2 separate regions of the Homo sapiens genome follow, and region 1 is linked to region 2. Evidence: chromatin loops called from intact Hi-C (ENCODE). Cell type or tissue: right lobe of liver. All regions are shown on one strand. Each heading gives the region's core, and the rest is flanking DNA. Links, peaks and the distances in the headings are about the cores only. Region 1 overlaps KATNAL1 (katanin catalytic subunit A1 like 1). Region 2 has its middle 17 kb from the start of LINC00365.

Region 1 (12,741 bases), core at 2,329-10,328, 120 kb after region 2:
GTAAGGCTTCCCTAAGTTCTGTGAGTCATTCTAGAGAATTATCAAACCTAAGAGGGTAGTGGGAACTCCTGAATTTGTAGCCAGCTGGTCATAAGAGTGACCTGGGGACCCCCAAGTTTGTAGCTAGTGTCTGAAGTGAGGGCAGTCTTGTGGAAAACTGTGCTCTCAACCTGTGAAGTTTGGCCCTACTCTGGGTAGGTGATGTCAGAAGTCATTCAATTCAAGCCTGGAATCTGGGAGTCATACAACTTGTCTCTCTCCCGCATCCCTGTAAACAATCAGTCACTGATACCTTCTAAACATCTCTCACAAATCCATTCATTTTTCACTAACCAAAAAGCCCATGACTTTCTGCAGGCATTTGTCCTCATTGTTTGGCTAGATTATTTCAACAACCTCCTGATCAGATTACTTTTTCATATCCATCTATGTCCATCCCCAACCTGTCCTCCATACTGCTACAGAAAAGAGATCTTCCTACACTTGCAAATCACCCTTCTACTAAAAACTCTTCAATGGCTCACTGACATCTTTAGCATGGCATGCAGGGCTCTTTGTGAGAAGTAGGTCACACCAACCATTCCAGCAGTGTCTTTTGTTACTATGTCCCATATAAACACTCTATACTTCCAGCCACACTGAACTACACAAGATTCCTCACATATACTATGTTCTCTTACACTTTTCATGTGTTTGTACCTGATATCCACTCTGCCTTAGAGCCTTTCTTCATCACATCTGCCTGTTTAACTTCTATTCATCTTTCAAGTCTCAGCTCAGGGTCACCTGCTCTGGGAGGCCATCCCTGATATTATTCTCCACAGCAGACTAAGTCCCTCTTCCTCTCTTCTGCCATAGCAGTGTGTTCATTACTCTATCAGACACTAGTCACACTGTCCTCAACAAATACTGCACTTACCACATGGCCTCCATTAAATACATGCTTAATCACCCAAAGACCATGAGCTTCTTGGGGGCTATTATTCACTCATTTTGGTATCCTCTGCACTTAGCCTATCATGTGACACAAGGTAAATACTCAATAAATATGTATTTACCCAGTGTAAATTTATCCAATGCTTACTAAGTACTAGGCCCTGAGGAAAAAAAGTCGAATCTGTCAGGAATCACATATAAATCCTCAAGAGACTTTTAATCTATTAGAAAATATGGATAAATTATGGTGCAGTCTGAGAAGTGCTAAGATAGGCTGGATGATAAATGGATAGATGAACAGAGTCTCAATGTAAGAGTGATTCAAGCATATGTTTATATACTTCAGCACTGAAAATACAGTAGTCTATTTCTTGGGCATCTCCTTATTTTCTAAGTACAATTTTAAATGTTGCCTTTATAAAAATCATATAATCTGATCTTAAAACTTGTAAAGAAGGACCTCAATATTATTCTGTTAGAGAAAAGTTCATCCCAGAGATAACGTATTTTTGAAAAGGCACTTAATATGTTCATCTTTTACCTCTCTCACAAGCTTCAGCCCTGTATTTCTAACTTGGTGCATTTCCACATTAATATTATACCAAAATTTAAAACTCAAAAATAATTCCTTATCTCTTTCCCCAGAAGCACCCCCTGCTCCTACTGAACTTTCAACATCAAGAACAATAAACCAGTGTCTTTCTCCCTTCCTGAGCTCCACATTTATGTTATCATCACTATTTTGCCATAGGCAAAAGCCAATTATCTTTGCCCCTGCCTTCTTGACACATATATTACATCCAAAAGGTTACCAACTTCCTTCATTAAATATCACTAGCATCTGTCCTTCCATTCCTAATTCATAATCACCATCCCAATTCAGGCTCTTTGAATTTTAAGCCTAAACTACTGCCAATCACTTCTGAACGTGCTCTTTGCCTCCCGTCTTTCTGTGCTCATTGCAACCAGGTTGTTTTTCCCAACTCACTAATTTAACTATGCTACCTACCTGCTCAAAGAGGTCTCCCAAACACCTACAGAAAAAGAATCGAACTCCTGGGAAATACAATCTGGCCTCAACCTACCTTCCCATTTGAATCTTCCACTAATTTATATTTTCAACATTTACATAGTTCTAAGGCCTCATTAATTCATTTTAACCTCACTATATCCTATGAGATAACCATTATTATTCCCATTTTATAGATAAGGAAACTGAGTCATGGAGATGTTTCATAACTTGCTCAAGATCACAGAATAAGTGGAAAGGGCTTGAATTCACATGTACCCAGTCTGGATCCAGGATCTGTACCCCTTACCAATATTCTATGCTGCCTTCCTTACAAAACTTCAATGCATCTATTTCCCAAAAACACTTACACTTTCTCACTATATTCCACTGCCCACATCATTCATCCCCCTCTAAGTTCCTACATCTCCAAAATGTCTCCTCCAACATAGCGAAATCCTCACAACCCTACAAATTGTAGCTTGAATCCCACGTCCTCAAGCATAAAGCCTTCTTTAATCATGTCATTTTTGTGCTTTGCTGAGCTTTCCAAGCACATGTGGACTGTACCACCCATTAGGCTCTGCTAGTGCCTAACACTGAAAGCTATATGTAACTGCCCAACTCTCCATTTAGGATGTCTCATAGCTCAGGGACTATGTCTTGAAAAACAAGGAACCCTGTTTATAACAGGGCTAAATAAGTGCTTGACGGATAAAGGAATGGTATCACACAATGCAGGAGAAAGTGTGCCGCAGAAAGGCACATATAAACCTAAGAAGCTGACACACATTGAATTTTAAATTTTCTAAAGGTCTATTATGGTTGTCACAACCTATTTGGACTTCAATTTTCTAGTATGCCAAATAGTGGGGATTTGAGATGATCTCAAAGACTCATTCCAGTTCTGAAATTCTGGAATTTACATTTTGAGACCAATTTTAGAAGCTTGAAAAATTTCTGAGGTCTCCTTATTTTCATGTATTCTTTAAAATACATTTATCAGGCCTGAAACAGTGGTTTATGCTTGTAATCCCAGCACTTCGGGAGACCAAGGTGGGAGGTTCACTTGAGGCCAGGAGTTCAAGACCAACCTGGCCAACATGGCAAAACCCAGCCTCTACCAAAAATACAAAAATTAGCTGGGCATGGTGGCACGCATCTGTAATTGCAGCTACTCAGGAGGCTGAGGCACAAGAATTGCTTGAACCCAGGAGGCAGAGGTTGCAGTGAGCCAAGATCATGCCACTGCACACCAGCCTGGGCAACAGAGTGAGACTCAGTCTCAAAAAATAAATAAAATACATTTATTGTCCCATTTCAGTAAATAATCTATTCTCACAAATCCCTAAAAAATTCAGACATAACCTTTTAAAAAAACGTAATAGTTCTATTCAAGAATTTTATTCTACTGTTGCAGAAAAAAATTATTTGGTCAGGAAAAAGATTCTTTAGAAATATATCTTTATTTTCTTAATCCAGTTTGCCAATAAATACTACAAAAGCACAGCAAGGACAAAATAAATTGATAAAGTCAGATATTTTGTAATGATACAGAAGTGATTTTTTTTTTTTTTTTTTTGAGATGGAGTCTCACTCTGTTGCCAGGCTGGAGTGCAGTTGCGCGATCTTGGCTCATTGCAAACTCCAACTCGCGGGTTCAAGCAATTCTCCTGCCTCAGCCTCCCGAGTAGCTGGGATTACAGGCATGCACCACCACGCCCAGCTAATTTTTGTATTTTTCGTAAAGATGAGGTTTCACCATGTTGGGCAGGATGGTCTCGATCTCCTGGCCTCGTGATCCACCCTCCTCAGCCTCCCAAAGTGCTGGGATTACAGGTGTAAGCCACGGTACCCAGCCAAGAAGTAGTTTTTTAAAACACAGCTAAAGACCTCTTTTTAGAAAAAACATTTGTTTTCAAGTCAGTGACAAGTAAAACAAAATAATTAACCATCAGTGAGAAATATTCCAACTTTTGAAAACTGTTTGATCACACCTTTCTTCTATAAGACCATATATTATTTCTGCTTAATCTGCTTAACTTTTTATTTATAGAACCATACATCCAGAAAATTCTTAAAACTAATCTCTAGCTCAGCATCCCTGAGTGAAGTGACCTAAAGACTATATAGTTTCAACACTCCAAGCCCATCTCTCCTGCTATGCAGATGTAACACATCACAACTACAAATTCAAATCCAGGTGTTTTGGGTGTACATAAACTTCTCCCAACCTTTTCAAAATGGGTTAAATACATCAAAAACTACAGCAATGCTGCCTTTCATTCCAGTGCCAAGTAGCATTCTTATATCAAAACCAATTTAATAAATTCTCACCTTCCATGGCCTTCTAATCCCTTTGAAAAAGTCAGGCATCCACATTGGAAGAACAACAGCTTCCCTTAGCAACTTCTTAGCTTCTTCCAGATCTGCTATGTCATCCCTTTGAAAGAACAGCAAACTTTCATAATGTTTACTCAGGGATCTTTGATTTATGGTCAAAACTAATTCTTTTAATTTTTTTTTACTTATGAAATTATTCTCATAGTAAGAACATTATTCTAATTCTTACTGCATAAAAAGATCAGTGAAAACATTAGTTATTAATGAGGACATGTCATTGAATTAACAACTTGTCAGTTACACATCAACTTCAAATTAACATGTAAAATGTCCTTGGTTACATTCGACAGAACTGTCTCGTCAATTCTATACTTTCATATTATAGATGTGGTCATAATCAGATTAATGAATAACAAGAGAAAACTCACACACCAAGACAACCTATAATTTGTGTTCTCCTCTACTTTAATTCAATAATTTGAAAGACTCTAACCAATGAATGCTAGGATTCCTGGATACAATGTCTCTTTCAAGGGCTTCCACCAGATCCTTATCATAACCAGCACCATCAAATTTTGGCATTTCACCATCACTTGCACCATCTTGCATATTCTTCCTTCCCTGGGGATAGGTATAAAAAAAAAGTACTAGTCAGTAATGGATAATTTAGTTAACATCATTACGCTTTGAAAACATTATAATGCCATCACTTTCTAAATAATTTTTATTATTTTAAGGTAGTATTTTCTGATTACTCAAATGCCATTCTCCTCTATTTAATTCATCAGAAATACATGAACTGGTCAACTTTATTAAAAACTTCAAATCTACATTCTTGCAGGAACAGTTGCATGCAGGTAAGACTAAACTGATCCTTGCTAGATCCCAAAAGACTGGGAAAGCCTACCTTTGAACTGGTAGACGCAGAGGATTTCCACCACTACTAGAAAACATTTTGAATATTAATGTGGAAGGATCTTTTTAAATAGTATTAAGACCATTAAAGCAATATGCTTTACCCCAAATTCTTCATTTAATAATATAGTTGTTTTAAAAGAAATTTTATGCTATGGTTTCTATGGGGTTCTGCCAAGATTCACACAGCTTTGACGAGCTTTAAATGAAATTCACTTATTTGCCAGAGACAGTCCAACTATGGAAATACTTCAGCAAGCACAGCCAAGTGCCTCCCCAGAGCTTTAGCCCCAGTTACTGCCTAGAGTAAAAACAAAACAAGAAAATGGTCAAAATGAGTCAATCTCCTAAACTTCAACCGGAAAAGAGACAAGAGAACAAGACAAACTTCTCCAATCCCACTTCTGAGATAGTCAAAAGGCTCAATCATAAGTGCTGGAGGAAACTAAATGGCTCCCTTGGACAGATGCTCTGGTTCCTTCAAGCCACTAGGTAAGTGACCAAACAGTATTCTGGTACTTCACCCAAAAAAATAAATTATTTCTGGGCAGTATGGCGGTAGCATTAAATTTATTAGTAAATTTTCCCGAAGATTCTTGCATTCCAGATGACAGATATCAATACTGACAATATTAAAAGGAGTAAATTTTTGGCACCTACACAAGAAACATAACATCAACAAACTTAAGCTTAGGCTAGAGTCAAATTTTATAGTACAGATAGGCCAAGGCTACCAAGTCATATTCAAACAAATCACTAGGAACATTCTGTAATCATTTAAAAACTATTCTAGAAACGTATCAACGAAAGAATACAACAGAAACTGACATATCTGGAGCTTGAGCCTTCATATGGCACTGTAATTTACACTTATCAAGTTAAAATTAAAATTTCATTTTAATATGAATGTCCAAGTGGCTGGAAAGAACTTAATAAACACTACCTCAGGAGAAAGAAAAAGCTGCATGCCTATCTGAAAGTAATAGGAGTATCATAGGATTTTAAAAACAGTAAATATTTGGGCATCTTCTACGTGCAATACATGCTATTGTGCATTAGGTTTTAGAGCAGTGAATGAAAATACATTATCTGCCCTCATCAAGCATCTAGTCTAGTGGGGGAAACGAGTAACAAGTAAATAAAGCAAAAACACACATAAACTGTGAAGTGCTGTGAAAAAACCTGAGTAGCCAGTATAATAAAATGTATTGCGCAGAAGAAAGAGGTTGAAGATATGGGCAGAGGTGAGTTTGGATTTCTTCTGGCTCCTATAGAGGACGGGGTAGAGGAGGAGAATCAAAGAACTAAAAGCCTCTCACTACACTGAAGAAGAAGTGTGTGTATAGGCCAGTTAAATGACCTGCCCGAGAACCCAAAGTTTCTCAGTGGTACACATGAGACTTGAATACCGATCGAGGACTACAAAAAAGATTCTGGAAACGTTTTCAAATCAAAATGGTGAGGTTATAAAAAACAGACATAGGAAAACTAAAATTAATTTGGTTATGCCAGGAAATCAGTAAAATGGGTGACAGTTATTCTTCATAAAAAATACTTAAATTAGAATACAGACATCAAATATAAACAGCTAGATTAAATGCAATACCTAAAGGAAACTATTAGTTAAAGGAAATAAAGCTAACCTCTCCAAGATATTACTAAGTGTACATAAATACTACTAACTGCAATGTCACTGAAATGATCTTAGAATTCTTTCCTTAGATTTTCATATGAGTTGACTAAGGTCAACATTAGCAAGAATTTGATTTTTAGCATGAAGGTTGATATACTTTTTTTCTCATGAAAGCAAAATATTTTAGCTTCTTTTTACTAACATCAAAATTTCCCATATCAAGAAAGCTTTGTTACTCATCTTTCATTAGTGTTGGATAATCTTCTATTTGAGGAAAATTAGGCTCAAAGTGACTAACCAAATATTACAGAGCCAATTAATGATATAGTTTGCCCTAAAATGCAAATGTTTCTTACATTTTACTATGCAACCTCTCACACTGGCAGATTAAGTAAAACATGATCAGTTACTAGCTCTGGGTCTTGCATTTTAAGAGAAATACTGATAAATTACACCCAGGGAAGAATAATCAAGATGATAAAGGGTTCAAAACCCATGTCATATGGAGGAAGACCAAGGAAACTAGAGACATTTAAGCTGAAGAAGTAAATTCTAATGGGGCAATACAACCAACAGGCCTACTAGGTATTAAGCCAAAAAAAAAAAAAAAAAAAAAAAAAGCAAGGGCCAGTAACAAAAGAGATAGATTTCAGATCAGCAAAAGAAAGAATTTTCTAACAATAGATTCTGTCCAACAGACGAATCAACTCATTAGGTAGTAAGCTACCACGCATCGGAAATTACTGGCCAATTAGTAATAAAAATCACTGGGTCATAGTCACACGGATGTCTAAGCTTAATTATAGCTGATCTTTTTCCTGTAAAGCCACTGCCTCTCACTTGCCTAATTTATTCATCTGTTGCCTGATTTCAATGGCCCAAGGAAAGTGCAAAATTTCTTGGAAATCTCATTATTTTTCTTTTTTTTAAATTATACTTTAAGTTCTAGGATACATGTGCAGAACGTGCAGGTTTGTTCCATAGGTATACACGTGCCATGGTCATTTGCTGCACCCATCAACCCATCATCTACATTAGGTATTTCTCCTCATGTTATCCTTCCCCTAGTCCCCCACCCCCCAACAGGCCCCAGTGTGTGATGTTCCCCTCCCTGTATCCATGTCTTCTCATTGTTCAACTCCCACTTATGAGTGAGAATATGTAGTGTTTGGTTTTCTGTTCCTGTGTTAGTTTGCTGAGAATGATGGTTTCCAGCTTCATCCATGTCCCTGCAAAGGACATGAACTCATCCTTTTTTATGGCTGCATAGTATTCCATGGTATATGTGCCACATTTTCTTCATCCAGTCTACCACTGATGGGCATTTGGGTTGGTTCCAAGTCTTTGCTATTGTGAATAGTGCTGCAATAAACATACGTGTACATGTGTCTTTATAGAATGATTTATAATCCTTTGGGTATATACCCTGTAATGGGATTGCTGGATCAAAGGGTATTTCTGGTTCTAGATCCTTGAGGAATCGCCACACTGTCTTCCACAATGGTTGAACTAGTTTACAGTCCCACCAACAGTGTAAAAGCGTTCCTATTTCTCCATATCCTTTCCAGCAAACCCTTCAAAAAATCAATGAATCAAGGAGCTGGTTTTTTGAAAAGATTAGCAAAACAGATAGACTGCTAGCCAGACTAATAAAGAAAAGACAGAAGAATCAAATAGACATAATAAAAAATGATAAAACGGATATCACCACTGATTCCACAGAAATACAAACTACCATCAGAGAATACTATAAACACCTCTACGCAAATAAACCAGAAAATCTAGAAGAAATGGATAAATTCCTGGACACATACACCCTCCCAAGACTAAACCAGGAAGAAGTCAAATCCCTGACTAGACCAATAACAAGTTCTGAAATTGAGACAGTAATTAATAGCCTACCAACCAAAAAAAAGCCCAGGACCAGACGGATTCACAGCCAAATTCTACCAGAGGTAAAAAGAGGAGCTGGTATAATTCCTTCTGAAACTATTCCAAACAATTAAAAAAAAAAAAGGGACTCTTCCCTAGCTCATTTTATGAGGCCAGCCTCTTCCTGATACCAAAACCTGGCAGAGTCACAACAAAAAAAGATAATTGCAGGCCAATATTCCCGATGAACATCAAAGCAAAAATTCTCAATAAAATACTGGCAAACCGAATCCAGCAGCACATCAAAAAGCTTATCCACCACGATCAAGTTGGCTTCACCCCTGGGATGCAGGGCTAGTTCAACATACGCAAATCAAAAATGTAATCCATCACATAAACAGAATCAATGACAAAAACCACGTGATAATCTCAATACATGCAGAAAAGGCCTTCGATAAAATTCAACACCCCTTCATGCTAAAAACTCCCAATATACTAGGTATCGATGGAACATATCTCAAAATAATAAGAGCTATTCATGACAAACCCACAGCCAATATCACACTGAATGGGCAAAAGCTGGAAGCATTCCCTTTGAATACTGGCACAAGACAAGGATGCCCTCTCTCACCACTCCTATTCAACACAGTATTGGAAGTTCTGGCCAGGGCAATCAGGAAAGAGAAAGAAATAAAGGGGATTCAAATAGGAAGAGAGAAAGTCAAATTGTCTCTGTTTGCAGATGACATGACTATATATTTAGAAAACCCTATCGTCTCAGCCCAAAATCTCCTTAAGCTGATAAGCAACTTCAGCAAAGTCTCAGGATACAAAAATCAACGTGCAAAAATCACAAGCATTCCTATACAACAATAATAGAGAGCCAAATCATGAGTGAACTTCCATTCACAACTGCTACAAAGAGAATAAAATACCTAGGAATACAACTTACAAGGGATGTGTAGGACCTCTTCAAGGAGAACTACGAGCCACTACTCAAGGATACAAGAGAGGACGCAAACTAATGGAAAAACATTCCATGCTCATGGATAGAAGAATCAATATCGTGAAAATGGCCATACTGCCCAACGTAATTTACAGATTCAATGCTATCCCCATTAGCTACCATTGACTTTCTTCACAGAATTAGAAAAAAACTACTTTAAATTTCATATGGAACCAAAAAGAGCCCATATAGCCAAGACAATCCTAAGCAAAAAGAACAAAGCTGGAGGCATCATGCTACCTTGACTTCAAACTATACTACAAGGCTACAGTAACCAAAACAGCATGGTGGTACCAAAACAGATATATAGACCAATGGAACAGAACAGAGGCCTCAGAAATAATGCCACACATCTACAACCATCTGATCTTTGACAAACCTGACAAAAACAAGCAATGGGGAAAGGATTCCCTATTTAATAGACGGTGTTGGGAAAATTGGCTAGCCATATGCAGAAAACTGAAACTGGACCCCTTCCTTACACCTTATACCAAAATTAACTCAAGATGGATTTAAGACTTAAACTAACACCTAAAACCATAAAAACCCTAGAAGAAAACCTAGGCAATACCATTCAGGACATAGGCATGGGTAAAGACTTCATGACTAAAACACCAAAGCAATGGCAACAAAAGCCGAAATTGACAAATGGGATCTAATTAAACTAAAGAGCTTCTGCACAGCAAAAGAAACTATCATCAGAGCAAACAGGCAACCTACAGAATGGGAGACAATTTTTGCAATCTATCCATCTGACAAAGGGCTAATAATATCCACAATCCACAAGGAACTTAAATTTACAAGAAAAAAACACAAATAACCCCATCAAAAAGTGGGCAAAGGATATGAACAGACACTTCTCAAAAGAAGATATTTATGTGGCCAACAAACATGAAAAAAGTTCATCATCACTGGTCATTAGAGAAATGCAAATCAAAACCACAATGAGATACCATCTCACACAATTAGAATGGCAATTATTTCTTTTTTTAAAAAGTGATTTTGAATTCTATTTCATATCTGTGTTAGTTCCCCACTTTCATGTTACAATGATAACTAAAACTCATATACTGCCTACACAATGTGCCACGTATTGTTCTAAGCACTGGATATATATTAACTCTCTTATTAATCCTAAAAGTCCTATGAGGTAGGTACTCTTATTATTTCCATCTCATAGATGAGAAAACCAAGGCACAGAAAAGGTAAGTAAATTGCCCAAGGACACGCAGCTAGATCCTAGGGAATACAGCTCCAGAATCAGTGCTTTCAACCACTTTGTACCCTAGCATACTGCTGCACACCCCTGGGCTACTCTTACCCCAGTGTGAGAAACAACAAAGGAAAAAGTTAGACAAGGTTTCTAAATTGCATCCCACTCTTAAGACTTTATTTTACAAAGTAAAATAAGTTAATAAATGCAAACAGTGCTTACTAATTTCAGTATCATGCCCTGCATTTGAGTGTTAATACATTTAAATTGAAATTATGAATCCATATCATTCTGCACACCTATCAATACGTATGTTCTTTCAACAATATTTGCCAGTACTATGTGCCAAGCACTATTCTAAGCACTGAGGATATCGCAGTGAACCAAACAGAAACCCCTGCCCTCATGAGGCATATACTCAAGTTAGGAGGCACAATATATTAATAAGTAAAATATATAGTAAAACAGAGACAGAACAGCAAGTTCAAATTTGCCACAGTCAGCATATACTTCACAAATCTGAGGAACAACACAGAAACCAACAGAAAGAAATGAGAGGAGGGGAGAAAGAAGATGAGGTCAAAGAAGAAATGGATGCCAGACTATGCAGAGCCTTGTAGACCATTATAAGGACTTGGCATTTAATCTAAGATAAGAAGCCACTGAAAGTTATGAGCAGAAGACACAATCTGACCTATATTTAAGAGGAACTCTCTGGCTGCTCTGATGCCAACAAGCCAGGGACAGTGTGTTCTCTCATGTTTTATTTTACACTTTCTGTAGTATACAGAATGGCTAAAATGAGTGGTAGAGTCTGAGAGAGGATAAGAAAAAACATATACGGCTATTAAGGCCCCACATTTAATCTTACCATATAAGAAATACCAAATACCACATTAAATAAGAGCTCATGCACTCCTATTAAGACAGCCTTGAAAGTGGGAAACTTAAGATAGTTCAATAAGGATATACAAATTCTAAAATCAAGAAGCTAAAGCACTCTCACTTGGCAAGGCTGAAATACAGAAAGACTGTTCAGTCTAAGAAAAGTATGTGTATTAGTCTTCTGAATAAGAGGTTAAAATATTTGAATGCAACTCTTCCTATGACCTAAGACTCATCCCTGTCAAAGACTAAGCTGACATTTGCACAGGAAAAAAACAACGGTGGGTGAGTAAAAAACCAGAATAGCACATATTTCCACAAATGGGTTTAGAATTCTAAATCACAAGTTTGGTCAAATAGTTATTTAGATATAAAAACTACTTTACTATAATCTAGTACAACAAGGTAAAAAAAATAAAAACAAAACCCAGCACTATAAATTAGCTACCACCAGAGACAAAATTTGTGGAGCAACTTAATATTCAAAGGACAGAAAAAGATGTTTCTTAAAAACAAGTCATGATGATACAAATAGCCAATGAACATATGAAAAGGTTTTCAACTTCATAAATTATCAGGTAAATACACACCACATGGCAAATATCCTGGGAAAATCACAATGAGATATGATTATACCTAAAAAAGACTGACAACGCCGGGCGCAATGGCTCACGCCTGGATTCCCAGCACTTTGGGAGGCCAAGGCAGGTGGATCACCTGAGGTCAGGAGTTCGAGACCAGCCTGGCCAACGTGGTGAAACCCCATCTCTACTAATAATACAAAAATTGGCCAGGTGCGGGGGCTCACGCCTGTAATCCCAGCACTTTGGGAGGCCGAGACGGGTGGATCACGAGGTCAGGAGATCAAGACCATCCTGGCTAACACAGTGAAACCCCATCTCTACCAAAAATACAAAAAATTAGCCGGG
Region 2 (12,741 bases), core at 3,077-11,076:
CTGAGCGTGCAATGATTAAACCCAGGCACGGATGTGGCTTTGGAGATGGAGAGGAAGGAATGCATTTTTAAAAAGGTTTTGGAGGCTTAAGTAATCGGTCTTTGGCAGCAGCTTGAATTTGGAGAGAGAGCATTTATTAGGTGCCTCCTAAGAGCACTGCCCAGGAGCCATGGGCAAAATAAATATAAGATGGACGATGATCCCCAGGGAGAAAGCAGAGCACACATGTAATCGTTAGGAAATAAGGTTCCAATCATGATTTTTAAAATATGGATAAAAGGGTAGAAACAAAGGGATCAAAGAAGGCTAGATTCACCAGTTTTTGGTTTTGTTTTTGAAGAAGCAGGCTTTGAAAGATGGCCAAATCTAGTGAAGGGAAGAGCAAAAAGCACTTTGGAAAAAGGAGAAAGTGTGACATTAGCAGAGAGGTGCAGGAGGGGCATGAATATCTGGGGTTGAAGCATAACACATGCTGGTGAGGATTGTGTGGACAACAGTAGGGAAGGGTTTGTATCCTCATCGATAAGAGGCCCAGACTCAGATGCCAGGCTTGAAGCTAAAGTTGCAGGTCCAACCATGAGGAAGAGGTTGTGCAGGTGCAAAGCACACAACATGTGCTTGTTGTCACATTCAATTTGAAAGCAGCTGCAGTGTCCCAGAGAGGATCTTGGAGGCCTAGAGGTGGGGAAATGCTTCTTAAACAAAACCTCAAAAGTGCAAAGCATAAGGGAAAAGCTTAATGAATTTGAACACATCCCACTCAAAGGGTTCTATTCAAAGAAGAACAAGGTTATGAGACAGATGAAAGATTGGGAGAAGACACTTGCAATGTCAAAAATAACTAGGAAACAGTATCTAAAATATGCAAGAACCTTGCAAATCAACAAAAATGATGGAAACCCCCTCTGCTCAAAAAACAAAGGCTCAGAAGAGGCAATTTGCAGGAGAGGAAACCCCCCTGAATAACAGGCATGTGAAGAGATGTTTAAACTCATTAGTAGAGAAATACAAATTAAATAGCAATGAGATATCACTTCTATTCACTCAACTGGCCAAAACCAGGAAACTGGATAATGTCAAGTGGTGGTGGGGATGTAGGAATGTTGGAATTCTTGGGCCTTGCTGGGGGTTTGTAGACTGGTACAGCCAATTTGGAGAGCAATACTTCATCAAATTAAATGTACCTGTCTTCTATTTCCCAACAATACCACCCCTGGACATGAATCATAGAAAAAATCCTTCCACACACCCTAAGGGACCATGCACAAAGAGACTTGCTGCAGTTCTTTCTGTGGCAGTAGGTGTCATCCATGGAGGTGGAGGAGCACAAGTGAAAAAGGTACACTCTGAAATACTCTATCAGAGTTGGGAGGAACAGACGACATGTACACGCGGCAACATGAACGGAGCTTTGAAAGGATAGTGTTGAGTCAAGAAATGAGAAGTGATGAGCTAGAGGATGTTTGTGTGCCTTCAACGATATGTGCCTTTAAACACTTTGTTTTTGAGAGAACACATGCTGATAACTACAAACAGGGAACACATTAGAATAGTTGCCTGTGAGGGACAGGAGAAAAGAAATGGGGAATGGAGGCCAATAAAATAAATGCCTGCCTGCACACATGAATGAATGAGATGGGGCTCTGAGGAGCCAATGATCCAGTGCATCATGAACTGAAGAATGTGGTGAACCCAACCATGTGCTTCTAAGAACAAACTAAGCAGAACTCAAGTGCTATATCCATTGCCAAGGCAATTCTAGAACTGAGTGTTAAGTAGATGACTTATGAGCAGAAGTAAAGAAAGTGGTACCATGAAGAGTCTATTATGGGTTATAAACCTAAATATGACACAACATTTTGAATAAATTGTATACAGCTACCAAACTAGCAGGTCAAGGAATTTCGTTAGACATAGGATTGCATTTTTTAGCAAAGCGTTGGCATGATCCCTGTGAAAAGGATGACTACATGTGGGCAGAGTAAGTAGTACCAGATACACAGTAAAGGAACTAAGTCCAGTAAAGCTACCTAGCTTCTCTGTGCTTGAATATCTTTATCCATGAATTTGAGCTTCCAGCTCTAGATAAACTGCTTTCATGATTCCTCTTCTCTTGGGTGTCCCCTAGCCTCAGGGGCATGTAGTGGAACATTCTGTGGTCCAGCCCACAGGAAGCAAGGGCACCAGGGCTGGCTTCCTCACTAACTAGCTGTGGGACCTTGGGGAGTTCACTTAAGTTCTTTGGGCCTGAGTTTTCTCATCTCTAAAATTTAGGTGATTTAGACTGAAAGGTCTCTCAGCTTTATGATTTATGAAATATGAATAAAATAGTCTTAAACTTTTTATTAAGTCATGAACTATAAGCTCAGTTCAAAGAGCTTTTCTTGCTCCTGGACCATTTGAGAATAAGCAGCATAGCCGATCTGCTGCACCAGCCCCCTGAATATTTTCATGCATATTTCCTACAAACAAAGACTTGCATCTACATAGCCACGTGCCACCACCAACATAGGAAATTAATGTTGATGCATTAGAACCCTGGACCCCATTCAAGCCTCATCATTTGGCCCACTCTAGATAAAGGACCCGGTTCTGAATCACTTAGCAGGCTCTGTCTCCTTGGTCTCTTTCAGACTGGAAGTGTTCCTCAGTCTTCTCTTGTCTCTCAAGACCTCCACACTTTGAAGATGACAAGCTAGTTATTTAGTATAATGTCACTCATATTGGGTTTGTGTGACGTTCCCTTGTGATTGCATACAGGTTAGACATCTTCAGAAGAAATCTCACAAATGCAATGCTGTGTTCTCATTGCATCCTATCAGGCGGCAGGAAATTTTGATTTGTCCTATTACTAATAATGTTCACTTTAATCACCTCATTAGATTGGTGTCAGTCATGTTCTCTGGAAGATCACTCATTTCCTCTTTGTTATAATCATTATTTTATGAGGAAGTATTTTTAAACTATAGCTACCAAGTTATAGTTTAAAAATGGCTTAACTACCAAATTATAGTGTCTAATATAATTGTGAGAAAATAAATATCTGTTGTTTAAGCCACTAAATCAGCAGTATGTTGTGAGAGCAGCCCAAGAAGATGAATACATTATTTATTGAAAACTGTGAGATCCCACAAATACCTCCAATTCTAATCCAACTGGAAACTCTAGTTTTCCTCCTTTCCCTGACAGTGAGAAGCTGGATTCCTATTAACCTTAATATATCCCTTCATTTGACCAATCCCCTTGTAGGTGGCCAACCCCCATCCCCACAACCACGCACCCTGCACTCACACTGCCTGTGGGGACACCCACATCAGGCCCGCTTCCCTGGGGAGGTTCGTCCTCCTCTCCCTACTCTGATTCCCACCCTGCCAAGGACAGCCGTCACAGTGCTTGGGCTCCAATAGCCCACCCCACACCAGGCCGGCCTCTGCCTACAAGCCCTCCTTCATTGACTTGTGTGCTCCTAAGCTCACAAAGGAACCTACAACTATAAATACCTTGAAAACTCATAAATATTTTAACTTTACTTCCTAATACTTCCTACTTTAAAAATACCAGCTCCTTCCACCTCCATGGCATCAGATGTTCAGAAATTCTCCTCCTCTGAAAGGACACATGAGGATGGGCAGGAAACCTGAACGAAGGCAGGCAGTCGGTCGTCTCTCCCCTATTCCCTCAAAACTGCAGCTCTGGGGCCCAGCAGCCTCCTGGAGGTCTCCATGTAGACGGTTCATGAGCGCCTTCACTGACATGACCAAGCTGACCTTGGCCATCCTTGTCTCTGTGAGTGGCACCACCATCCACTCGATGACTCATTCCAAAAATCTGAAGTTATTCTTGATTCTCCTCTCTCCCGATAGCCCTTTCCACACGGTATATATTGACTTGACTTCTCAAACATCCTCCGAGCTTTCTCCTCTGTCCATCGCCAGGCTCCTCATGGGGCCTAAGCCACCGTCATCCTCCATCGAACAGCCATGTTCTCCCTGGCTCCTGGGTCCCGCCTGCCTCCCTGGGTGGCCATGTCATGGTTCGCAGCCATGCACCCCTTCATTCTTGCTGAAAGGACTGTCCCTCTCAGCCTCATCCACTTTGGCCTGGGCCTTGGGACTTGCTTTGGTTGCGGGTGGCAGGGCTCGTGGGCCCTGGTTCCACCTGTGTCAGGGGCTCCCCCTTCAGCCTGGTCCTGGGGAGAGAAGGCAGCTGGAGCACAGCAGGGCCCTTGGCTCTCCAGAAATGTGAGCAAGAACTCACATGTGAACCATGGTAGGCTTTGGTAAACCTGGGGACGTATCTTCCCATGGCAAAGCTTATTAATAAGTCCCCTAAAATCTATTCCCCACAGTAGCCACTAGTTATGTTCAAAAAGTAAATTCTGCCATGTCTTTCCCTTGCTTTGCACCCACCGTGGCTGCTGCAGTTCTCTGAGTAAGAGGCCAGCCCTGATGGGAGCTCAGGACACCTTAGCCCTCCTGCCACATCCACCTCCAGCCCGACCCTCTCCTCCCGCCCCTTACTCTCCCCTGGCACTCCCAGGTCTCATTCTGGTCTGCCGTCCCGGCGCTGGCTCTTCCCTTTGCCTGGGTTGAGCTGCTGCCACCTCAACAGGATGGCTCACCTCATGATTTAGACCTTAGACGGAACAGCCCTGCTCCAGAGAGGTGACCTGACCACCCGTCCCCACTGGGGCACCACCCAGGCACCACACCAGCCTCTGCATCACGTGCAGCGCACTTGTTCAAACCGCTGGTGATTTCACGTCTCTGCATATTTTACTTGTTTATCGTCTCCTCCTCTCACTCTGGGAGTGCAGGGAACCATCTGTCTGGGCACTCACAGGTCTCCTTGGGCACAGAGTGGAGCCTGGCATGCACCCAGCACTGAGTAGGTGATGTACGCATGGACAGTGTGCAGCCAGGGCCTTGAAAGCAGTAATGCTTTCCCTGGGTGAGATACAGAGACGGCCTTTGAAGGAAAGACAAGTAAGACGGAAGTCTGAAGACCAGATGGGAACAAGGAACACCAGCCTGTGCGAGGTGTGGAGGCATCGCAGGAAGACCCTCGGAGGAGCTGTCAGGAGAACAGATTCTGGTCCAGCTCTGAGATGTGACCTGGGTGCCCACTTCTCTGGGCCCCGGTTGTCCTCTTGAGAAGCCGTGGGATATTCTTGAAAGGATCTCTAAAGCTCTGTCTGGTTTTGTGATGCTTGAGTGTTTTGCATGCACGGCAACCATCTTTGGAAACAGACCCAAGTCCAGGGTTTGGTGAGGAAGTGGCTGAAGGCCATTCACGGTCGGTTCACTCTTTCAGCAGAGAGAACAAAAGTGCAAGCCCCTGAAGAGATGTGGAAAGCGCTGAGAGGCCGGAGTCGGTCTGTTTGCTCCTGGGGCGCCGAGGACCCTCCTTGGGGCTGCAGGCGGAAACTATCCCGGAAGCGAGAGGACCTGGGGCTAAGCTCACTCACTTCCTGAGCCACCAGGATAAGTAGGCCACTTTTCTGAGCATCAATATTTTTATCTATAAAATAGATCTAACACTGCCAATTTACAGGGATTTTGCGGAGATTAAATAAGAAAACATAACAAGAAGTGCTAACATGTATTGAGTGCTTAGTCTGAGCCAGGCACTGCACTGTTATTTACATGTCTTATTTAATTCTTATGACAATCCCATAACATTGGGACTATTGTTATCTGTACTTCTAGATGAGGAAATGGAGGCATGGAGTGCGTAGGCAACTTGTCCAAGGCCCCTCATTCAGTGACCCATAATCTGCATGACTTCCGTCACTCATCCCACCTAAGTAGTAAATGCACCTGCTTCTCCATTCACATATGTAGCAAGTCCAGCAGTGCCTGGCACGGAATAGACACTCTATAAATCATGCATTTCCATCCTAATGTCCAGTTTTCAGCAGTGCATTAGCTTGGTCCTCTGGAGAATGTTTTTCTGCCTTCTGTAAATTAATGCTGGTACCTAACTGCTTTGGAGAGTCACTTTGCCCTGAGCTGTGTGTGTGTGGTGTGAGTGTGTGTGTGTGTGTGTGTGTGTGTTGAACTTCTAGGGTTCTCTGCTTCCAGTCACTTCTCCCACCCCTAGGTATTGCACAAGGAGAGTGAAGTGTTTGCTTTGTAAATGCAGCTTGGAAAAGCACTGTAGATGGATAAAAGGTGCTGGCCGATGTGAGTCATTCTCATAGGCTTGGCAAGGATACTTCAGAGCAAAGGAGGCCCTGGGCAAAACAATAAAAACATCTTCTGAAGCTCATAGAAGTGCATCTTGCTTGGGAGTCTGTGGGTTGCATTGTACAGAATGTTCCCGGAGTTCAGGAATTGGAAGGAACTGGTAACATAAAACAATTCTAATTGTCTATTTTAAAAAGCAATGTTGGAAGAATCAAGGATGGGAATAATAAGCAAATAACTTAGCTGAAAGATTTTATTAGTTATTTCAAAAATGCATTCTCCAAAATTTTTCCTTTTTCAATTTTAAAGAAAGGTAAAACCTTTTCCCAAAAGAAAAAAAAAGTGTATTTTTTTTCTATTATTTCTTTTCCCAGATCTTTACATGTAATTGATAGATTTGGGAGCTGGAAGAATTGTGGAAATCGCCCAGTTGAATCCCTTCCTATTACAGTGAGAAACCTGAGGCCTGGCAATATTAAGGTTTGGCCAAAGGCACACAGTGAGAGCAAAGAAATGCAGTCTCTAAATGTATTCCACCAGAGCCTTTCATGGTTTGAAGCATTTCAAAGCCCAAATTAGTGTAAACCCCAAAAATGCATGTCTGTTTTGCAAGCTGCCCACCCTCTGTGCTTGAATTCACCCAGCCTAGGATGCTTAGAAGCCCTCACGGGGCCTGTCCGTCTCTGAGGAGTGTTGGGTGTTCGTGAAAGTCCTCTTTTTATTGATCAGAATGTGATTGATCTTGTGTGGCTTCTACCTGTATCAATGCCACTTTATTCGCCTGCTGCTGGAACTTAGAGAACTGGAATCTAGTGTTTCTATGAGTCCTACCCTACGTGTGGACTAAAGGCCTAGCCTAGAAGAGGCAATGGGGAGCACACCGATTTAACTCCAAGCTCTCAGATAGGTGCCTGCACACTGCCCTATTGATCATGACCTCCAGAAACAATCTCATCTGAGCTTATCCCTAAGTTTTCACTCTGGATGACATTTTCCTAAGCCCAGCCAGAGGGTGCGACAGGAGGAGGATTCTCCCTGGCTCCCTGTCCCTGCTTTTCCAGGCAGCATTATCAGTCCCACAGCTCCTAATGGTGTTCCCAAAACAGGGCTGTGAAGATCTCTTCCTGCATGGCCACAAGCTATAAAGCTACCCAACCCATAAACCACAGCCAGCCAAAGGCCGACAGTGCACCCGAGAGCTTCTGTGCTGCACCAAAGCTCCAGAGCTGTTCACCAGGTCTTGACACTTCATGCTTTTGAGGCTAGATCAGAGCCCTATTAGAGGCTGGAGCCTTGCAGATCTTTTCCAGGCAGCAAAGCTGAGTAGCCAGAGTTGACAAAGGGGTGGCAGCCAGCTGCCAGGCACACAGAGAAGCAAAGCCAGGCGGAAGGCTGGGAATCATGAGGAGGAAAGAGGTTGTCACTAAAGAGACCTTATCTTGAATAAGTCAGTAACAGCTACCATTTATTAACTACTGGATGCCAGTCTCTATGCTAAGCATTTTATATGTTATTTCATTAAATTGCAATAAATCTGCACTAGAACCTAATAAGAAGGCTATTGCCATTCCGCTTTACAGAGGAGAACCTGAGGCACAAGGAGGATGAATCACTCGTGAGGTCACTTCATTAGTAAGTGGCTGAGATAGAAGTCAAACCTAGATTTACTCCAAATGAAGACTCCAACCGCTACTCCATTGGGCTACTTCCTGCGTAGATCCCCCTGAAGCTGAGAGAGGGGGCCTCTCTCTCCTCCCACTCCCCGGCACCAACATGGTTTGGGAGCTCCAAAGTGCCTTTAGCATTCAGTCACCTCTGAGTGTCAGATGCTGCTGCAGGCTGGGATTCCATTTATGGCAGCAAAACGCCAAGCCCAATGGAAGACCCAACTCATTCCTTCTCTCAACACTGAACTCTACCCAGAAGCCAGGTGGTCAGTCACTGGTCAGAAGGGACCATTTCCTTCAGTGGGGCAAGAGATCTGATTGAGGACTCAGTCACCCATGGAACCTCTAGGCACTTTTAGGGCCTCCAAGCAAACCATGAGGCACTAAGAATTACGGCAGGGCTGCCCCAGTAGAAATCACACGGTGTTTTAGAGTCAGTCTCTGAACATGGATGATTGAAGACCAGGCCCAAAATGATGCCAACCCATCCAGGGCAGCCTCAATAGCTCACTTGCCTGGGAGCGAGACTCTGAATTCAGAAGTTAGCCAGTGAGCATGGCAGTTCTGTTACTGCCTGCTTAAAGACCTTTGTTGTCAACATAGCAGAGTTGGAATGTGTTAGCCCAGCTCACATGAACTTTATGTAACATACTTCATTAGCTTTATATGCTATCCAACTCACACACTCTCCCTTATCTCCTTCCACACTAATCTTTCACTCCTCAACACCTGCCAAGTTCTTCCATGATCTGGGTCTTGGCACATGCTGCTCCCCATTCCCCTACCCAGAATACACTTCTCCTGTTCTCTACCTCATGCACTCCTACATAGTCTTCAAGGCCCAGTTCAAATGTCCCTGCCCCTCCAGAATCTTCCCTGACCCCCAGAAGTTACTTCTTTTATGCATCACATAGTCGATTATTCAGACATCTGTTATACTAATTAACTTGTAGGAACTCTTTTTCTTTTCTTTTTTTTTTTTTTTTTACAGTGTAGCGGAGGAAGTTTATTTACGGATGTGGGGAGAACATGGTAAAGGCCCCTGGGCTGGCCAGCAAGGGGGCAAGGAACTCTTACAGCTTGTTAGGTATGTCTTCCCAACTAGGCCCTGAACTTCTCAAGGTTGCAGTTGCAACAGTGATGATAATGGCAACACTAACTAGCTGTAGCAGGTAGGGTGTATGGCTTGGCAGAACGTCTGTGTAATTATTAGCAAACCACCACTGTGTTGATTGAATAGGTGTAAGATTCTCCCATCTTGCTCTGCTCATGCTTGCAGCCCACATTTCCTGTCTCAGAACCTGTATGTGCATATCGCTGGTTGATGAACCCCATCTGGCTCTGCAGTTTGACTATTCCTGCAGTTTTCACTTTTCTCCTTTCTAGTCATCCTTTTTTTCCATGCTGTTGGTCTGTCTTCATGAAGTTTCATCTTGCTCTTTTTTTTTTTGAGATGGAGTCTCGCTCTGTGGTCCAGGCTGGAGTGCAGTGGCACAATCTCGGGTTACTGCAACCTCCGCCTCCTGGGTTCACGCCATTCTCCTGCCTCAGCCTCCCGAGTAGCTGGGATTACAGGCAACCACCACCACGCCCAGCTAATTTTTGTATTTTTAGTAGAGATGGGGTTTTGCCATGTTGGCCAGGCTGGTTTCCAACTCCTGACCTCAGGTGATCCACCCACCTCAGCCTCCCAAAGTGCTGGGATTATAGGCGTGAGCCACCATGCCCAGCCAATTGCTTAAAACTTTTAAAACTTTAAGTGAATAGAATCTAGAAATGCATACCAGTCTTCCAAAGAATCACTAATAGTTGTTATATATCAGTGTCCAAATCTTAATCATAAATGATGTGATCAGTGAGTGATTCTTGAACATTCATTGCTGAGGGTGGTCATAGCACTTCACACTCCACCATCCTTGGGAAGGCAGCAGAAGCATCATTGGTGCAGATGCAGGTATTGTAACTGCTATTCCATAGACAGATGGAAGTGGCATGCAGGAGAGGCAATAACCCTCCCACAGTCCTCACCACATGCCCCTCTCCTCCGCCTTGGGAGCTTTCCAAGCATGATAGTGGTTGGGCCTCACAATAACCTCTGAGAAAGCTGTTAGCATCAGGAAGTCAGAGAGGCCATCCGAATACACCCTTCTGACCTCCCCCCTCTTTACCTCAGGGCATAATGTGAAGTTTCTTCAACAGGACCCTCCCCATGAATGTTTGTAGGGCTCATGACTCAATCAATGAATGGATGGCAAATCCACTCATGTCATCGAGACATGAACACTTGGAAACTGAGGGAAATGTAGCTTCCTGTGAGAGTAGCAGGATGGTGATGTGGTGATGCCAGGATGAAGGGAATCATGGTGTCTAGAGGCTGGGCAATTTGACCCTTCCCAGACCCTGAGGACATGGGGTCTCCGAAGCAGATGCCCAAGTAAATCTACTCCAATATGGGAAGATGAAAGTAAAAATTCTATTCATAATTATTTTGTTTAAGAATAAAAGCTTGAGTTACATAAATATGTGATAAATAAATGGACAGTAGAATATGTGTGTGCATATGTATGCATATTTGTAATTTTTTTTTTTGAGACAGAGTTTTCCTCTGTCACCCAGGCTGGAGTGCAATGGCACAATCTCAGTTCACTGCAACCTCCACCTCCCGGGTTCAAGCAATTCTCCTGACTCAGCCTCCCAGGTAGCTGGGATTACAGGTGCCTGCCAACCATGCCTAGCTAATTTTTTTTGTATTTTTAGTAGAGACAGGGTTTCACCATGTTGGCCAGGCTGGTCTCGAACTCCTGAGCTCCAGCAATCTGCCCACCTCGGCCTCCCAAAGTGCTGGGCGTGAGTCACTACACCCGGCCGCATATTTGTAATTTAAAATAAACATACGTAGATGAGGGTACACCTGCCCCAACATTTTTCATCATAGAGAAGCATGGTCAGAATAGTTTGAAGACTACCAGCTAAGGTAGTGACAGCAAATCCAATTCACATCAGGGAGGTGGTAAGGCACAGGCCTGAGGAAGCCTCGATGCTCACGGACTGCCCTGCAGCAGGGTGGGATAAAAGTGTCACTCCAGAAAAGAAAGGAGGAAAAGTATCTCTCTGAGAACCCAAACTTCATAATCCAATTGTGAAACTAGTGTAGATTTTTAGTCAACAGAAATGTAATCCCTGTGTGCTGTAGGCATCTCTGACACCCAGAACTGATAGTGGCCAAACACCGTTAATAATCACTGGGCACCATTTACGGAGGTAACCTCCACCTTTAGAACTGCCACACCTGGGCCGGGCGCGGTGGCTCAAACCTGTAATCCCAGCACTTTGGGAGGCCTAGGCAGGTGGATTGCCTGAGCTCAGGAGTTTGAGACCAACCCGGGCAACATGGTGAAACCCATCTCTACTAAAAAATACAAAAAATTTGCCGGGTGCGGTGGCGCGCGGCTGTAGTCCCAGCTACTCAAGAGGCTGAGGCAGGAGAATTGCTTGAATCCGGGAGGCGGAGGTTGCAGTGAGCCGAGATGGTGCCACTGCACTCCAGCCTGGGTGACAGAGTGAGATTCCGTCTCAAATAAATAAATAATAAATAAATAAAACAAATAAATGCCACACCTGATTGTCACCACCACCTTATGTTCTACATTGTACCTCAATTTTACAGAAGAGGAATCAGGCTCAGAGAAGCTAAAGAAGCGGCCTGAGTCCCAGCTAGCAAACAGCAAAGCCATGATTTGGACAGAAGCCTGTGTGACTCCAAAACCCACGCTCTTTTCACTGTGATGCACGGCTAATACTGAGCTGAGTGATGGGAAAGGAGCTCTCTCTGTGGATTTCCAGGATACCTTCAAAGATCAGGTTGCTCTGTTTGCAGACGCAACTTTGCAAGGACAAGCTGTGTCTTCACTCACACTAGCTCGGCACAGGTTCTGAGCACCTTTTGCAATGGAAGTTATTTAACATGATCACAACAAAATGAAGATATTGAAAACCTGGATGTGAATTCTGAAACCAAGAAATTATCCCATGTTCTCCAAGACCTTGCACCCCTTGTGGCCATGCTAGGCACATGGACCCAAACCTTCAGAGAGGCTGTTGTCAAAAGACGAGATGTTGGCCAGGCGCGGTGGCTCACGCCTGTAATCCCTGCACTCTGGGAGGCTGAGGCGGGTGGATCACCTGAGGTCAGGAGTTTGAGACCAGCCTGACCAACATGGTGAAACCCCGTCTCTACTAAAAAATACAAAAATTAACCGGCCGGCGTGGTAGCAGGCGCTTGTAATCCCAGCTACTTGGGAGGCTGAGGCAGGAGAATCGCTTGAACCCAGGAGATGGAGGCTGCGAAGGCTTCAGTGAGCCGAGATTGTGCCACTGCTCTCCAGCCTGGGTGACAGAGCGAGACTCCGTCTCAAAAAAAAAAAAAAAAAAAGAGACTTGTTGTTTACCAAACTCACCCACAAACAGGAATGCACATGCCGTGCCCTCTTGTCAAATGTCAGTTATTAATAAACGCTTTCCCTTTTGTGTTAGAGAAGAAATAGCTCCTTCTCAAAGAATATGAATTTCTCTGTTACATGAAAATAGATGATCAGTTCTAAAAATTCATAACCCTGGTGGTGAGTTTGTTTTGAGAGTTTAATGATTATTTTTTATTTCCTTTCCTATAGTTGTTCACCTTTTCCTTGTCTTCTGAGATGAAATTATATCCAACACAAATTGCTAACTTTCACCTAGTATTCACAGGGTTAGTAACTGGAAATGGCAGGAGTTTGGGTATAGGAAAGAAATGAGTAAAATAGAAGGGGAGGAAAATCTCAGCTTTTTAAAACTGTGTTTTTAAATTTATTTTTAATCGACAAATATAAATTGTTTATATTTATCGT

What was found. A loop is a pair of places that touch in the nucleus more often than their neighbours do. Peaks named below come from ENCODE experiments on the same cell type or tissue, not always from the same donor. Only the 100,000 strongest peaks of a DNase experiment are listed, where the experiment ranks them.
Region 1: it touches region 2 in a loop (9-fold over the local background); 6 of 110 quality-filtered maps call a loop at or near these places.

Annotation. Positions count from the first base shown.
Region 1 is chr13:30,236,178-30,248,918 of GRCh38, forward strand. It overlaps KATNAL1 (katanin catalytic subunit A1 like 1), which reads right to left. Exons shown (of 11, transcript NM_032116.5): 5 at 4,782-4,909; 6 at 4,283-4,388. LOC102723381 (a long non-coding RNA gene) reads left to right here. Exons shown (of 4, transcript XR_007063741.1): 3 at 5,077-5,145; 4 at 5,431-5,740. Among named protein-coding and RNA genes, the nearest start is that of KATNAL1, 65 kb to the right of the region's middle. In right lobe of liver, for the core only: no CTCF peak of the experiment used is centred there; no DNase peak of the experiment used is centred there.
Region 2 is chr13:30,119,700-30,132,440 of GRCh38, forward strand. No RefSeq gene overlaps it. Among named protein-coding and RNA genes, the nearest start is that of LINC00365, 17 kb to the left of the region's middle. In right lobe of liver, for the core only: no CTCF peak of the experiment used is centred there; a DNase peak (open chromatin) is centred at 6,122.